Regions from separate parts of the Homo sapiens genome. Here region 2 is linked to region 1. A link is an interaction called in ENCODE POLR2A ChIA-PET data of the cell type or tissue named here. Cell type or tissue: HepG2. All regions are shown on one strand. Each heading gives the region's core, and the rest is flanking DNA. Links, peaks and the distances in the headings are about the cores only. Region 1 holds the start of PODNL1 (podocan like 1). Region 2 overlaps IL27RA (interleukin 27 receptor subunit alpha).

Region 1 (12,648 bases), core at 4,673-8,672:
CCTTCCCAGGAAGGCACAGACAGACAGGTCCCCACTTGATTAAATGAGTCAGTCATTGAATCGCACCATACCTCTTTCATCACTTTTTTTTTCAAGAGACAGGGTCTTGCTCTGTTGCCCAGTCTAGAGGGCAGTGGCCCGATCACGGCTCATTGCAGCCTCAAACTTCTGGGCTCAAGCGATCCTCCTGCCTCAGCCTCCTGAATAGCTGGGACTACAGGCATGTGCCACCACGCTTGGCTATGTTTTTTTGGTAGAGATAGGGTCTTGCTGTGTTGCCAGGCTGGTCTCAAACCCATAGCCTAAAGCGATTCTCCTGCCTTGGCTCCCCAAAGTGCTGGGATTACAGGCATGAGCCACCTCACCCAGCCTCCTCATCACCTTCTAACCCACTCTTATCATTTTCTTGTTCTGATTGCTTTACCAGCTAACTAGAATGTTTGGGACGTGGCAGGGCAGGCAGGGGGATGGAGGGGCCCTGGGGACAGTGTGGCTAACCAGCCTGTGCCTGACCTGGAGGGCTTGGAGCTCATGCCAGGTGCCTGGCCCGATGTCGCCGACCCGGAGCCGGTTGTGCGCCAGGCTGAGCTCCCGCAGTTGGTCCAGGCCGGCCAGAGGCTCGGGCTCGAGCATCCGCAGCTGGTTGCGTTGCAGCTGCAGGGTGCGCAGGCCAGTGGGCAGGCCCATGGGCAGCCGGGTTAGCTGATTCCCTGCCAGGTCGAGGCTGCGCAGGGCACGCAACCGGCGGAAGGCCCGGTGGTGCACACGGGCGCTGGCCAGGCGGTTATAGGCCAGGTTAAGCTCCGTCAGGCCCGGTGTGGCGACCAGGTCACGGGCACCCAGCGCGGCCACGTGGTTGTGGGGCAGCACCAGGGCACGCAGGCGGCGGGGCAGGGCTGGAGGCACGCGGTCCAGCCCATTGCCATAGAGGTGCAGCGTGTGCAGGCCCCGCAGCGGCCGCAGAGCCCCGGCGGGCAGCCCTGAGCTCCCCAGCTGGTTGTGCTGCAGCAACAAATAGCGCAGACCACGCGCCCCGTGCAGCCGAGCCGCCTCCACCTGCCGGATGCGGTTGCGGCCCAGGTGCAGGATAGCCAGGGTCCGGGGCAGGCCGGCGGGCACTGTGGTCAGCTGGTTGTGGGAGAGATCCAGGTATTCAAGGCTATGCAGCTTGCTGGAAGGAGAGAGGGTCGGTGTTAGGTGGGGCACTTGGAGTGGGGTGCCTGACAGATTTTGGCGGGGAGGCTGGGGAGTGGTCCTGAGACAGATTTAAGCTGGAGATTTTGACTTGGGAGTGATGCGTGGAGAGAGCTGGGTGGGAGGTAAACTTGGGGTGCCCAGGGCAGATTCCAGCCTGAGAGTTAGCTATGGGGGTGACCAGGGTAGAGCCGAGATGGAAAGGCATGTGAGACTTACGATGTCAGTGCAGGGCTGTGGGGAACAGGGACACCTACCCAGTGCTCTGCCGAGCCCAGTGAGCAGCAGGCACTCAGTAAATGAGGCCGTGGCTTAGGAGCCAGTCAGGGAAGGGGGACTGAAGGTTGGGACCCCCGACTGTAAATTCTCAGCCCCTGCTGCCCCCCAACCAGCCTGTACCTGAAGGTGGTGGCATCCAGGCCACTGTCTGTCAGCTGGTTGTGCTGGAGGTAGAGCTCACGGAGTTGAGTCTGGCGGCTCAGGGCTCCTCGGGGCACCTTGGAGATGAGATTGTTCTGGAGAAGGAAGAAGAGAATGAGACTTGAGTCTGGGATGAGGGCAGCGGGAAGCCACAGACGGCTCTTGAGTAAGGGAGTGACGAGGAGCTTGCCTTGAGCTCAAAGCGATTTCCAATAAAGTGATTCAAAGAAGGATAACTCTGACCACTGGCATTCTGAGGGGCAATTGAGAAGAATGGAAAGCTAGGAACTGGAGGGGTCCCCCTGGAAAGAGGTGAAGAGAGTCTGGCCCGGGGTGGGACCTACAGCAGGGCTACCTGCAGGTGGAGCCGCTCGAGTGAGGGCGGCAGGCTGGGCGGCAGGTAGCTGAGCTGGTTGTTGGAGAGGCTGAGGGTGGCGATGGCCTCGGAGCCGCGGAAGGCGTCGGGGGGCAGGCCAGCGTTGCTCAGCTGGTTGTTGTGGAGGTACACGGACCTGAGGAGAGCCAGGCTCCGGCCACCAGCCTGCCCCTCGCCTCCTACCACCCCACTCCCGCACCACACCCTGCTCAGGGTCGCCTTCAGTGTGTGTGTGTGTGTGTGTGTGTGTGTGCGCGCGCATGTGTGGAGTCTGTGTGGGAATGTAATTGTGTATGTGTGCATGTGACTGTGCGTAGGTGTGCAGGTGAGTGTGCATGTGTGTTGTATGAATAGACGTGTGTGCATGTGTGAGCAGTGTGCATGTGTAAGTGTAATGAGTGCATATGTGGAGTGTGTGTGCACGTGTGTATGTGATTGTAAGAGTGTGTGGGCGTGCATGTGTGTATGTATATGCAAGTGTGTGCTATGTGCCTGTGCATAAGTGTGCATGGGTGAGTGTGTGCATGTGATTGTAAGTGTGGGTGTGCATGTGTGCATGCCTGTGCATAAGTGTGCATGTGATTGTGTGTGTGCAGCCGAGTGTGCAACTGTGTGTATGCATGTATGTCCATGTGTGCATGTGATCATGTGCAAAAGTGTGAGCATTGTGTACATATGTGCATGTGTGTGCTTGTGTGTGCATGTGATTGCGTGTGCATGCATGAGTGTGTGCCTGTGTGCATGTGGTTGGAAGTGTGTGCAGGTGTGTATGTGAGTCTGTGTGTGTGCTTGTGTGTGCATGTGATTGTGTGTGCATGAGCATGTGTTCATGTGGTTGTGTGTGCAGGTGTGTATGTGAGTCTGTGTAAGTGTGTGTGTGTGTGTGTCCCTGCACATACTGTCTCCACCTCAGTCTGGAGTTCTGACACAGCATACAGGGCCCTGTCTCCCCGCTCACTCTCCTCCCAGGGTAGAACTATGCCCTCTTCCCACTCCCCAAGGCTAGGGATCTGTCCCTGGTTAAGCCCTCCAGGGCAAGGCATTTTGTTTCTGTTTTTGTTTTTAATTTTGAGACAGAGTCTCACTCTGTCGCCCAGGCTTGAGTGCGGTGGCACGATTTCGTCTCACTGCAAACTCCACCTCCTGGGTTCAAGCCAGTCTCCTGCCTCAGCCTCCTGAGTGGCGGGGATTACAGGCGCACACCACCACCCCCAGCTAATTTTTGTATTTTAAGTAGAGACAGGGTTTCATCATGTTGGCCAGGCTGGTCTCGAACTCCTGACCCCAGATGATCCTCCCACCTTGGCCTCCCAAAGTGCTAGGATTACAGGAGTGAGCCACTGCACCCGGCCGAGGGCAAGGTCTTAACTCCCTCATTGCTCCTAGAACCGGGGCATGACACAGATGTATCTGAGGCCTGGGGGCCTGGGCTGGGCCAGGGTCTACCTGAGTGCCGGCTTCTCCCCAAAGGTGAGGGGGAAGATCTCCATCACTTGGTTGGCAGCCAGATCCGCGACACGGAGGGACCGGGGCAGAAACTGAGGGGCCACTGAGAGCTGTGGGGACACAGCCCACAGCCGGACTGGTCCTGGTGCGCCTTGGCCCCACCACTTCCCCAGCAGAGCTGTCCCCTCCACACCCTGGGCTGAGTGACTGAAGCTGCACCCTCACTGGGCTCGGCCTGCGGGTGGGGCTGGGGGCTCACCTTGTTGTGAGCCACGCAGAGGTGCTGCAGCTGGGTGAGGGACTCGAAGGCCTCGTCAGGCAGGCCTGGGAGAGTAGGGGGGCAGTGAAGGGACCCCAGGCCTGTCTTGGGTGGAGGGGGAGTCTGGGCTCCCAGCTGCCCCAGGACTCTCGGCCGGGGAACTGGCAGAGGCTCCCCAGGCCCTCAGATCCCCTCCTCCCCATCCCTACTCAAAAGCCACAGCCCCCAACCCCCACCCCAGCTCCTGAGTTTCCATCCTGCTCAGCAAAGGGCAGTTCTGGGAACTGCCACAGAGCTGCCCGCAGATGGGGCGGGGGAGGGGGATGGCAGCTGAGACCTCGGTCAGTCCTACAGCCCCAGAGAGGCCGCCTCCCTCTGCCCCCTCACCTTCGGAGGAGATGAGGTTGTTGTGGAGGTTGAGGGTTCGCAGGCCACTGAGGCGGGACAGCTCATTGTAGGGGAGTTCCTGGAGCTGGTTGTTCTGCAGGGTGAGAGTTGGGGTGTTCACACCCGTGACCCCGTGACCAAGTGACCCCAAGCACTGATTCTCAACTTCCCATCAGCCCAAACCAGCCCCATACCATCATCACCCCCACAGTTAATCCCAAACACCCCATCACTCTGACCCAGTCTTATAACTGCCAAGATGTCAAACCCCAAACCCCCACAATCGACCCCAAATGTGCCATCACCCCCACAATCGACCCCAATTCCCCCAACACCCCCACAATCAACCCAAATGTGCCATCACCCCCACAACCGACCCCAAATGCACCATCACCCCCACAATCGACCCCAAATTCCTCAACACCCCCACAATCAACCCCAAATGTGCCATCACCCCCACAATCACCCCCAAATGCACCATCACCCCCACAATCGACCCCAAATGCCCCAACACCCCCACAATCGACCCCAAATGCGCCATCACCCCCGCAATCAACCCCACATGCCACAACACCCCCACAATCGACCCCAAATGCGCCATCACCCCCGCAATCAACCCCACATGCCACAACACCCCCACAATCGACCCCAAATGCGCCATCACCCCCGCAATCAACCCCACATGCCACAACACCCCCACAATCGACCCCAAATGCGCCATCACCCCCGCAATCAACCCCACATGCCACAACACCCCCGCAATCGACCCCAAATGTGCCATCACCCCCGCAATCAACCCCACATGCCCCAACACCCCCGCAATCGACCCCAAATGTGCCATCACCCCCGCAATCAACCCCACATGCCCCAACACCCCCGCAATCGACCCCAAATGTGCCATCACCCCCGCAATCAACCCCACATGCCCCAACACCCCCGCAATCGACCCCAAATGCGCCATCACCCCCGCAATCGACCCCAAATGCGCCATCACCCCCACAATCGACCACAATGCGACATCACCCCCACAATTGACCCCAAATGCGCCATCACCCCCACAATCGACCCCAAATGTGCCATCACCCCCACCATCAACCCCACACGCCACAACATCCCCATAACCCCAAACTCCCCATCACACTAACTCCAAACAACACTATAACCGCCAAGATGTTGACCCTAACACCACTAATCCTCAGTCCCCGACAACTTCCAGCATGTCCACGCTCACCCCTCTCATCTTGGGCATGCAGAGCCAATCTGCCAAGGCAAAGCTCCATCACAGCCTGCTCTGCACCGCCCTCCTGCAAGTGTGTTCCTATACCCCACCACGCTCCTCAGCTCTGGGGCACCCCTCCAGCTCCCCTCACCACTGGGTCTCAGCCCTGCATGCCCCCACTCCCCTCCGTGGGCCCCACCTGCAGGGAGAGGTGCTGAGCGGCTCTGGTGATGTTGTCCGGGAACACTCGAAGGTCCAAGCCATCACAGTCCACAGTGTCGACTCGGGGGCAGGAGCAGCGCAGGGGACAGGCCCGGGGCAGGGGCTGCAAGCTCTCCCCCAGGTGGGGGAAGGCAGCGTCTTCCAAGCCGGCGACGGGCGGGGGCCCCGGCAACAGCAGGAGCAGCAGCAGGCTCGGCCACTGCGGGGGAGGGAGGGTCAGCGTGTCTCCAGGCTGGGCGCAGGGTCGCCATGGTGACTGGAGCATCCCCTCCTCGGGGAGGGTCTTGGTGGGGAGGCAGTGGCCAGTTGGCAGAGCAGGGGTGGGGGGGCAGGCAGGCCCCACCCTCAGACCCTCCCGTGCCCCACCTTACCATGGCCAGCCCTGACTCTGCCATCTCGCCCAAGCTGCTGACCAGGACTTCCTAATGGAAACCAGGCGGTCACCTCCTGGAGCCTCTGCTGTGGCCACCACCGCCCCCCATCTCCAGACCCATGCCACCCCCCACAACAGCCTGTTCTCCCGGGGCTTTGGGGGAGCTGGCCCACCCCCTTCCCCGCCCTGGGGAGGACGGGCAGGCGGCCGGATGGGGTGGTGAGGACAGGCCAGCCCGTCCCCTTGGTCCCCCCCAACAACCACCCCATCTCTGCTTTCGTAACCTCAGCCAGCCTGGGCCGGGCCACAAGAACAAGGAATGTTTGGGGAAAAGCTGAGATTCGTCCTGTCTGGTATTTGGGACGACCGCAGGAGTAGGGGTGGGGATGGAGGGATGGGGGGAGCTTCGGGGCACAGGAGAGTTCCGAGAAGCAGGGGCGGGCAGCAGCGAGGGATTAGGGAGGCCTGAGCTTAGCCTGGCAGCCCAGATGCCAGCCTGGGAGCTCCTGACCAGGTCTGCTGCCCGGCACCCACCTCCCCTCTGCTGGCTGGTCTTGCTCCAGACACCCGCCCCCTCCTCCCCCCGCAAATGGCCACAGCCGCCTGGAAGGAAATTACATATATCCAGGCATCAGCCTGGTGGTTAAGAGTGTGAGCTTGGTGCCAGCCTGCCTGGGTTTGAACCTGGGCTGTGCCACCTCTCAGGGCCTTGGTTTCCCTTTCTGGGGTAATGGTTGGCTCACCACCCCACACTCCCCCACAGTGTTGTAAGGATTATACGAAGTGTGCATTCAGAACAGTGCCTGGCATATCCCAGGGCTTTGGCACCCGTGGATGGGGGTGACAAGCTGGTCTCCACATGAGGTCAATTCTCCCAGACCCACAACTTACCAACAGGGCGGCTTCAGACAGGTCCTTCTCCTGCCCAGACCTCAGCTTTCCCACACATAAAATGGGATTGACAGGCTGGGTGCTGGGGTTTATACCTGTAATCCCAGTGCTTTGGGAAGCTGAGACAGGAGGATCTCTCTTTTGTTTTTTGAGACAGAGTCTCACTCTGTCACTCTGTCGCCTAGGCTGGAGGGCAGTGGCGTGATCTCGGCTCACTGCAACCTCCACCTCCGGGGTTCAAGTGATTCTCCCGCCTCAGCCTCCCAAGTAGCTGGGATTACAGGCGCCTCCCACCATGCCCAGCTAATTTTTGTATTTTTAGTACAGACAGGGTTTCGCCAAGTTGGCCAGGCTGGTCTCGAACTCCTGACCTCAGGTGATTTGCCCACCTTGGCCTCCCAAAGTGCTCGGATTACAGGCATGAGCCACCACATCTGGCTAGAAGGATCTCTTGAGGCCAGGAATTTGAGACCAGACTGGGCAATATAGTGAGACCCTGTCTCTAAAAATAAATTTAAAAAAAAATTAGCCTGGGCTGGGCTCCATGGCTCACACCTGTAATCCCAGCACTTTGGGAGGCTTAGGCAGGCGGATCACCTGAGGTCAGGAGTTCCAGAGCATCGAGCCCAACATGGTGAAATCCTGTCTACTAAAAATACAAAAATTAGCTGGGCATGATGGCACGTGCCTGTAATCCCAGCTACTCCAGAGGCTGAGGCACGAGAATCGCTTGAACCTGGGAAGTGGAGATCACATCACTGCACTCCAGCCTGGGCAACAGAGCAAAACTCTGTTTCAATAATAATAATAATAATAATAACTAACCTGGTATGGTGGTGCACACCCACAGTCCCAGGTACTCAGGAGGCCAAGGCAGGAGGAACACTTGAGCCTCTGGGCTCAAGTTTGAGGTTACAATGAGCTATGTGCCACTGCACGCCACTCTGGGCAACAGAATAAAACCCTGTTATTAAATAAAGAAAAAAAAAGTGGGGGGATGACAAACCCCCCCCCTCAAAGAGCTGTCTTGAAGCAGAACGAGGCAGTGGGTAGAACATTTTAAGAATGGTGGCTGGGTGTGGTGGCTCATGCCTGTAATCCCAACACTTTTGGAGGCTGAGGCAGGAGGATGGCTCTAAGCCCAGGAGTTTGAGACCAGCCTGGTCAATAATGGTGAGACCCCCGTCTCTAAAAAAATTTTTTAAAAACTTTGTGGGGGGCCAGGCGCGGTGGCTCACACCTGTAATCCCAGCACTTTGGGAGGCCGAGGCAGGTGGATCACAAGGTCAAGAGATCGAGACCATCCTGGCTAACACTGTGAAACCCCATCTCTACTAAAAATACAAAAAATTAGCTGGGTGTGGTGGTGCGCGCCTGTAGTCCCAGCTACTCAGGAGCCTGAGGCAGGAGAATCACTAGAACCAGGGAGGCGGAGGTTGCAGTGAGCCGAGATCACGCCACTGTACTCCAGCCTGGGTGACAGAGCAAGACTCCGTCTCAAAAAAAAAAAAAAAAAAAAACTTAGCGGGGGCCAGGCGCGGTAGCTCACACCTGTAATCCCAGCACTTTGGGAGGCCGAGGTGGGCAGATCAGCTGAGGTCAGGAGTTCGAGACCAGCCTGGCCAACATGGCGAAACCCTGTCTCTACTAAAAAATACAAAAATTAGCTGGGTGTGGTGGCATGTGCCTGTAATCCCAGCTACTTGGGAGGCTGAGGCAGGAAAATGGCTTGAACTTGGGAGGCAGAGGTTGCAGTGAGCAGAGATTGTGCTACTGCACTCCAGTCTGGGCTATGGTGCGAGACTCTGTCTCAAACAAAACAAAACTTAGCGGGGCATGGTGGTGTTGCCTGTAGTCCCAGCTACCAGGGAGGCTGAAGTGGGAGGATCACATGAACCCAGGAGGTTGAAGCTGCAGTGAGCCGTGTTCATGCTACTGTACACCAGCCTGGATGACAGAGTGAGACCCTGTCTCAAAAATGAATGAATAAATAAAAATAAAAGTATAGTGTCGGCCAAGGACGGTGGCTCACACCTGTAATCCCAGCACTTTGGGAGGCCAAGGCAGGTGGATCACCTGAGGTCAGGAGTTTGAAACCAACCTGGCCAACATGGTGAAACCCAGTCTCTACTAAAAATACAAAAATTTCCTGGGCACGGTGGTGCATGCCTGTAATCCCAGCTACTCAGGAGGCTAATGCAGGAGAATTGCTTGAACCTGAGAGCTGGAGGCTGCAGTGAGCCGAGATCACACCACTGCACTCCAGGCTGGGTAACAGTGAGACTCCGTCTCAAAAAAAAAAAAAAAAAAAAAGTATAGCGTCTGCTCAGCTTGGGAGTGGCCAAGGCCAGGAGTTGGAGTCTCCCAGAAGCAGAGCTTGAGACAAGGATTGAGTGCATTTATTCCAGAGAAGGCAGGCAGTGATACAGGGGAGGGAGGAAGTGATCAAGAAACAGTGGCTGGGCGCAGTGGCCCACGCCTGTAATTCCAGCACTTTGGGAGGCTGAGGTGGGCAGATCACCTAAGGTCAGGAGTTCGAGACCATCCTGGCCAACAAGGTGAAACCCCGTCTCTACTAAAAATACAAAAAAATTAGCCAGGCATGGTGGCAGGCACCTATAATCCCAGCTACTTGGGAGGCTGAGGCAGGAGAATTTCTTGAACCTGGGAGGTGGAGGTTGCAGTGAGCCGAGATTGCATCACTGCACTCCAGCCTGGGCGACAGTGCAAGACTCCATCTCAAAGAAAAAAAAGTTAAGAAACATGGGCCAAGAGAGGTGGTTATCTGTTCATGTTTCCTAGGGCTGTGTGACCTCCTGAGGGTCTCTCTTCATGGGGTGAGACAGGAGACGGGTCTTAGTTTAGGCCAGAAGAGAACAACAGCTCCTATCTCAAGTACTCCCCATGGGATGGATGGCCATTAGCTTGGACATTGGGTGGAAGTTCCTCAGTCTCTTCAGCAGTGTAATGGGGCTAACCCTAGGGAGACAGGACTACTGTAGCAGTCCTAGCCCCCAGGGAAGCAGCAATAAGAACCAAGATGTTTGAGTTCCGGGCAAGCCTCTTTCCATTGCAAAGGAAGGAGAACCCAAACTGAACTAGCTAATACAAACAAGGGCATTTACTGGCTCATGAACAGAAAACCTGTATCCTTCAGGCACAGCTGGATCCAGGGGCTCCAGTGATCTCTTCTAGATGAATTCTCTCTTGAACTCTGAACTCTACTTGCAGGCTTCTGTATGTGGTGCTAAGACATTCCCAGAACCAATAAGCATTCTTCCCTGGCTTTAGTAGAAAGCCTCAGACTTAAATCTCATTGGCCTAAATTTGGTCACATGTCCATCCAGAGCCAATCCCTGGGGCCAGAGGGATGGAATGTGCTGATTGGCTAGGAACCTAACCATTGTTCCTGTAAATAACCCACTGGCCTTATCTTCCTGCAACAAACTCCCCTTCTGCCACACTGTCCTGTCCAGTCCTGCCTGGTCCTGCCCAGTTCTGCATTACCCAGCAGGGGCCTCTGCAGGGATAACAATGGAGTATGGTCCATCAATGTGGCCCCAGTGTCCAGCATGGAGCCTGGTATAATCAGTATTTAGTAAATATTTACAGAATGCACATAGGATTGGCTGTGCGCCCCTGTGGCTCACACCTGTAATCCCAGCACTTTGGGAGGCAGAGACGGGCAGATCATGTGAGGTTGGGAGTTTGAGACCAGCCTGGCCAACATGGTGAAACCCCATGTCTACTAAAAAATACAAAAAAAAACAACAAAAAAAATTAGCTGTGTATGGTGGTGCACACCTGTAATCCCAGCTACTCAGGAGGCTGAGGCAGGAGAATCGCTTGAGCTCAGGAGGCACAGGTTGCAGTGAGCCGCGATCACACCACTGCACTCCAGCCTGGGTGACAGAGCAAGACTCTCTCTAAAAAAAGACAGAAAGGGCCAGGCACGGTGTCTCATGCTGTAATCCCAGCACTTTGGGAGGCTGAGGCAGGCGGATCACCTGAGGTCGGGAGTTTGAGACCAGCCTGACAAACATGGATAAACCCCGTCTCTACTAAAAATACAAAATTAGCCAGGCATGGTGGCACATGCCTGTAATCCCAGCTACTCAGGAGGCTGAGGCAGAAGAATCACTTGAACCTGGGAGGCAGAAGTTGTGGTGAGCTGAGATCGCGCCATTGCACTCCAGCCTGGGCAACGAGAGTGAAACTCCAAAAAAAAAAAGAAGAAAAAAGAAAGAAAGAAAAGGAATGCATTCACAGTTCTGGAGGCTGGAAGTGGTTCCAGGCAACTTGGTGTTTCCTGGCTTGTGGCTGCATCACCCTAATCTCTGCCTCAGTTTCCACGTGGCCTTCTTCACTGAGCCTGTTTCTCCTCTCCTGTCTTTATTTATTTATTTTTGAGATGGAGTCTCGCTCTGTTGCTCAGGCTGGAGTGCAGTGGTGTGATCTTGATTCACTGCAAGCTCTGCCTCCTGGGTTCAGGCCATTCTCCTGCCTCAGCCTCCCAATTAGCTGGGACTAAAGGTGCATGCCACCACGCCCGGCTAATTTTTTTGTGTTTTTAGTAGAGACGGTGTTTCATCATGTTAGCCAGGATGGTTTCGATCTCCTGACCTCATGATCCACCTGCCTCAGCCTCCCAAAGTGCTGGGATTACAGGCGTGAGCCACCGCGCCCAGCCTCTCCTCTCCTGTCTTTTATAAAGACACTGGTCTTTGGATTCAGGGTCCACTCAGTTAATCTGGGATAATCTCATCTCAAGATCCTTAACTGAATTACATCGCAAAGACCTGTTTTCCAAATCAGGTCACATTCACGGCATCGGGGAGACAGGACATCTACCTATCTATTTGAGGGACACCATTCAAACCACGACATGGATTTACCTGGGTAGAGATAATCTTGTGGGAAAAAAAATTGCAGAATGATGCTAACAATGTAGATCATTTCCATATATTAAAACATACATATTGGCTAGCTCTGGGGGGAGACCTGAATGCTTGTGGCTGGGGGCAAAGAGAGGCTTGCCACTGGATATCCTTGTACATCTGTTTTTGTTTTGTTTTATTTATTAAATTAATTAATTAATTAATTTTTTTGACAGAGTCTCGCTCTGTCACCCAGGCTGGAGTGCAGTGGCGCAATCTCGGCGGCTCACTGCAAGCTCCGCCTCCCGGGTTCACACCTTCTCCTGCCTCAGCCTCCCGGGTAGCTGGGACTACAGGCACCCGCCACCATGCCTGGCTAAATTTTTTTGTATTTTTAGTAGAGACAGGGTTTCACCGTGTTAGCCAGGATGGTCTTGATCTCCTGACCTCATGATCTGCCTGCCTTGGCCTCCCAAAGTGCTGGGATTACAGGCGTGAGCCACCACACCTGGCCCTATTTGTTTATTTTGAGACAAAGTCTCTCTGTTGCCCAGGCTGGAGTGCAGTGGCGGGATCTTTGCTTACTGCAGCCTCCGATCCCTGGGTTCAAGCGATTCTCGTGTCTCAGCCTCCCGAGTAGCTGGGACTACAGGTGCAGGCCATGATGCCTGGCTAATTTTTGTATTTTTAATAGAGACAGGTTTTGCCAAGTTGGCCAGGCTGGTTTCAAACTCCTGACCTCAATGATCCGCCCGCCTTGGCCTTCCAAAGTACTGGATTACAGATGTGAGCCACTACTCCTGGCCTGTTTGGGGTTTTTTTTTTGTTTGTTTTGGGGTTTTTTTGAGAGGGAGTCTCACTCTGTCACCCAGGCTGGAGTCCAGTGGCACGATCTCGGCTCACTGCGACCTCTGCCTCCTGGGTTCAAGCAATTCTTCTGTCTCAGTCTTCCCAGTAGCTAAGACTACAGGTGTACACCACCAT
Region 2 (4,000 bases), core at 1-4,000, 100 kb after region 1:
GAGGTGGGAGGATCACTTGAACCCAGGAGGCAGAGGTTGCAGTAAGCCAAGATCACGACATTATACTCCAACCTAGGTGACTGTCTTAAAAAAAAAAAAGAAAAAGAGCAGTTACTTTTATTACCCTCATTTTGTAGATGAGGAAACTGATGCACAGAGAAGTTAAGTCACTTACTCAAGGTCACACAGCTCTGAAGCAGCAGAGGTGGGATTTGAACCCAAGCAGAGCAGGCTGCAGCCACTCTGTTGGCACAAGGGTGGTTATCAGTGGCCCTGGCTCTAGCCGAGTGTGCATCTCATCCCCGCCTCTCTCCTCACAGCCGTTCCAACAAAACCCAGACTGTGGCAGTGGCAGCCGGACGGAGCTGGGTGGCCATTCCTCGGGAACAGCTCACCATGTCTGACAAACTCCTTGTCTGGGGCACTAAGGCAGGCCAGCCTCTCTGGCCCCCCGTCTTCGTGAACCTAGAAACCCAAAGTAACGTGGCAGGAGGGTGGGCGCTCTATGCGGGGTGGGTGCTCTTGGAGGGCGTGGCTCACTACACCCTAGTTTCCCCTTCCCCAGTGAAGCCAAACGCCCCCCGGCTGGGCCCTGACGTGGACTTTTCCGAGGATGACCCCCTGGAGGCCACTGTCCATTGGGCCCCACCTACATGGCCATCTCATAAAGTTCTGATCTGCCAGTTCCACTACCGAAGATGTCAGGAGGCGGCCTGGACCCTGGTGAGTGCTGGGGTCCTTTTCTCCCCACCCTATTCCGGGCGGGGACTGAGGCAACATCTCCTAATCTGAGACCCAGCCCAGGACTCATTCTGTGCCTGCCCCTGAGCCTGTATGCCTCCCACTCAAAATGCCTGCATGTGCCTCTTGTTCAGCTACAAATTCTCCTCCCATGGCTGGGCACGGTGGTTCACGCCTGTAATCCCAGCACTTTGGGAGGCTGAGGGGGATGGATCACTTGAGGTCAAGAGTTCGAGACCAGCCTGGCCAACATGGTGAAATCCCATCTCCACTAAAAATACAAAAATTACCTAGGCATGGTGGTGGGCGCCTGTAATCCCAGCTACTGAAAGCTGAAGCAGGGGAATCACTGGAACCCGAGAGGCAGAGGTTGCAGTGAGCTGAGATTGGGCCACTGTGCTCCAGCCTGAGCTACAGAGTGAGACTCAGTCTCAAAAAAAAAAAATTTTTTTTCTCCTGCCAAAATAATCTATCACCCGGTCACAGTGGCTCATTTCTAAAATCCCAGCACCTTGGGAGGCTGAGGCAGGAAGATTGTTTGAGGTCAAGAGTTTGAGACCAGCCTGGGCAGGATAGCAAGACTCGTCTCTAAGAAGTTAAAAAATAATCTGACCAGGTGCGGTGGCTCACACCTGTAATCCCAGCACTGTGGGAGGCCAAGGAGAGTGGATCACCTGAGGTCAGGAGTTCGGGACCAGCCTGGCCAACATGGTGAAACCCCATCTCTACTAAAAATACAAAAAAGTAGCTGGGCGTGCTGGTGGGTGCCTGTAGTCCCAGCTAATTGAGAGGCTAAGGCAGGAGAGAATCACTTGAACCCAGGAGGTGGAGGTTGCAGTGAGCTGAGATCGTGCCACTGCACTCCACACTCCAGCCTGGCAACAGAGCAAGACTCCGTCTCAAAAAAAAAAAGAAGAAGAAGAGTTCAGAATTGTGATTATTCATGCAATTCAGAGCAACACTGAGATGCAGAATTTTTTTTTTTTTTTTTGAGATGGCGTTTTGCTCTTAATTGCCCAGGCTGGAGTGCAATGGCATGATCTCGGCTCACTGTAACCTCCACCATCTAGGTTCAAGCGATTCTCCTGCCTCAGCCTCCCGAGTAGCTGGGATTACAGGCATGTGCCATCATGCCCGGCTCATTTTGTATTTTCAGTAGAGACGGGGTTTCTCCATGTTGGTCAGGCTGGTCTTGAACTCCTGACCTCAGGTGATCCACCCACCTGGGCCTCCCAAAGTGCTGGGATTACAGGCATGAGCCACTGCACCCGGCCCCCTTTTTTTTTTGAGACGGAGTCTCACTGTGTTGCCCAGGCTGGAGTGCAGTGGTGCCATCTCAACTCACTGCAACCTCCACCTCTCAGGTTCAAGTGATTCCCCCACCTCAGCCCCTCAAGTAGGTGGGATTACAGGCATGTGCCACCATGCCCAGCTAAGTTTTTGTATTTTTTTTAATAGAGATGGGGTTTCGCTATTTGGCCAGGCTGGTCTCGAACTCCTGACCTCAGGTGATCCACCCACCTCCACCTCCTAAAGTGTTGGGATTACAGGCGTGAGCCACCTCACCCGGCTGAGATGCAGACTTTGGAATCTGACTACCTCAGTGCTCAGCTCCAGCACACCAGCTCTGTGACCTTGGGCTAGTCACTTTCCCTCTCTGGGCCTCAGTTCCCTCGTCTGTAAAACGAGATAATAATAGAAGTTACCACTTCCTGCTATACCTAGCACATAGAGTGACCACCTTTTCTCTGTCTGCTCGGGACTGTGGCAATTTTTTTGACAGGCCCATGTTCTGGAAACCCCCTTGGTCCTGGGCAAATACAAATGGTTGCTCACTCTGCTGATAGATAAGTTCAAGTACCAGCTAGGCGCAGTAGCTCTAATCCCAGCACTTTGGGAGGCCGAGGTGGGCAGATCACCTAAGGTCAGGAGTTCAAGACCAGCCTGGCCAAGATGGTGAAACCCCGTCTCTACTAAAAATACAAAAATTGGCTGGGCTTGGTGGCTCACACCTGTAATCCCAGCACTGTGGGAGGCCGAGGCGGGCGGATCACGAGGTCAGGAGATCGAGACCATCTTGGCCAACATGGTGAAACTCTGTCTCTACTAAAATACAAAAAATTAGCTGGGCATGGTGGCGCGTGCCTGTAATCCCAGCTACTTGGGAGGCTGAGGCAGGGGAATCGCTTGAACCCAGGAGGCAGAGGTTGAAGTGAGCTGAGATCGTGCCACTGCACTCCAGCCTGGCGACAGAGCAAGACTCTGCCTCAAAAAAAAAAAAAAAAAAATTAACCAGGTGTGGTGGTGGGTGCCTGTAATCCCAGCTACTCAGGAGGCTGAGGCAGGAGAATTGCTTGAACCCAGGAGGGAGAGGTTGCAGTGAGCCAAGATCACACCACTGCACTCTAGCCTGGGCCACAACGAGACTGTCTCAAAACGAAAAACAAAGGAAAAAAAAAAAGATAAGTTCAAATACCCTTGACTCAGGCCCTGGGCCCATCACGCTCGCCTGTCTCTCCCCCAGCTGGAACCGGAGCTGAAGACCATACCCCTGACCCCTGTTGAGATCCAAGATTTGGAGCTAGCCACTGGCTACAAAGTGTATGGCCGCTGCCGGATGGAGAAAGAAGAGGATTTGTGGGGCGAGTGGAGCCCCATTTTGTCCTTCCAGACACCGCCTTCTGGTGAGGATATCTGGGCTTGCCCTCAATCCACGCCCCTCCCACCCCCAGAAGTCTGTCCAATCATGTCCCACTCATTTGTTCCCCGTTTCCTCATCCTTGCCAGCTCCAAAAGATGTGTGGGTATCAGGGAACCTCTGTGGGACGCCTGGAGGAGAGGAACCTTTGCTTCTATGGAAGGTGAGCTTCAGGCACCAGTTACATTTCTCTGCACGTGTTAGGAAACCCCTAAATAACAATGACATAAGGCCGGATGCAGTGGCTCACGCTTGTAATCCCAACACTGCTGTGGGAGGCCGAGGAGGGTGGATCACTTGAGGTCAGCAGTTGGAGACCAGCCTGGCCAACATGGTGAAACCCCATCTCTACTAAAAATACAAAACTTCACGGGGAGTGGTCGTGGGCGCCTGTAATCCCAGCTACTCTGGAGGCTGAGGCAGAAGAATCACTTGAACCCAGGAGGTGAAGGTTGCAGTGAGCCGAGATCACACCACTGCACTCCAGCCTGGGCAACAAGAGTGAAACTCCGTCTCCAAAACAAAAAACAAACAAAACCCAATGACATAAACAAGACAGAG

Evidence for each region. Peaks named below come from ENCODE experiments on the same cell type or tissue, not always from the same donor. Only the 100,000 strongest peaks of a DNase experiment are listed, where the experiment ranks them.
Region 2: POLR2A ChIA-PET joins it to region 1 with 15 read pairs; 17 of 35 experiments call an interaction of 5 or more read pairs at or near these places.

Annotation. Positions count from the first base shown.
Region 1 is chr19:13,932,285-13,944,932 of GRCh38, forward strand. PODNL1 (podocan like 1) reads right to left here and starts at 6,133. Exons shown (of 10, transcript NM_001370095.3): 1 at 5,895-6,133; 2 at 5,501-5,722; 3 at 4,083-4,176; 4 at 3,696-3,760; 5 at 3,437-3,546; 6 at 1,970-2,126; 7 at 1,594-1,709; 8 at 514-1,171. The coding sequence starts at 5,897. RefSeq lists an enhancer at 3,896-4,653. In HepG2, for the core only: no CTCF peak of the experiment used is centred there; no DNase peak of the experiment used is centred there; H3K27me3 peaks cover 1,047 bases.
Region 2 is chr19:14,039,188-14,043,187 of GRCh38, forward strand. IL27RA (interleukin 27 receptor subunit alpha) reads left to right here. Exons shown (of 14, transcript NM_004843.4): 3 at 321-478; 4 at 566-723; 5 at 3,266-3,425; 6 at 3,529-3,602. Among named protein-coding and RNA genes, the nearest start is that of IL27RA, 9.4 kb to the left of the region's middle. RefSeq lists an enhancer at 3,632-4,000. In HepG2, for the core only: no CTCF peak of the experiment used is centred there; no DNase peak of the experiment used is centred there.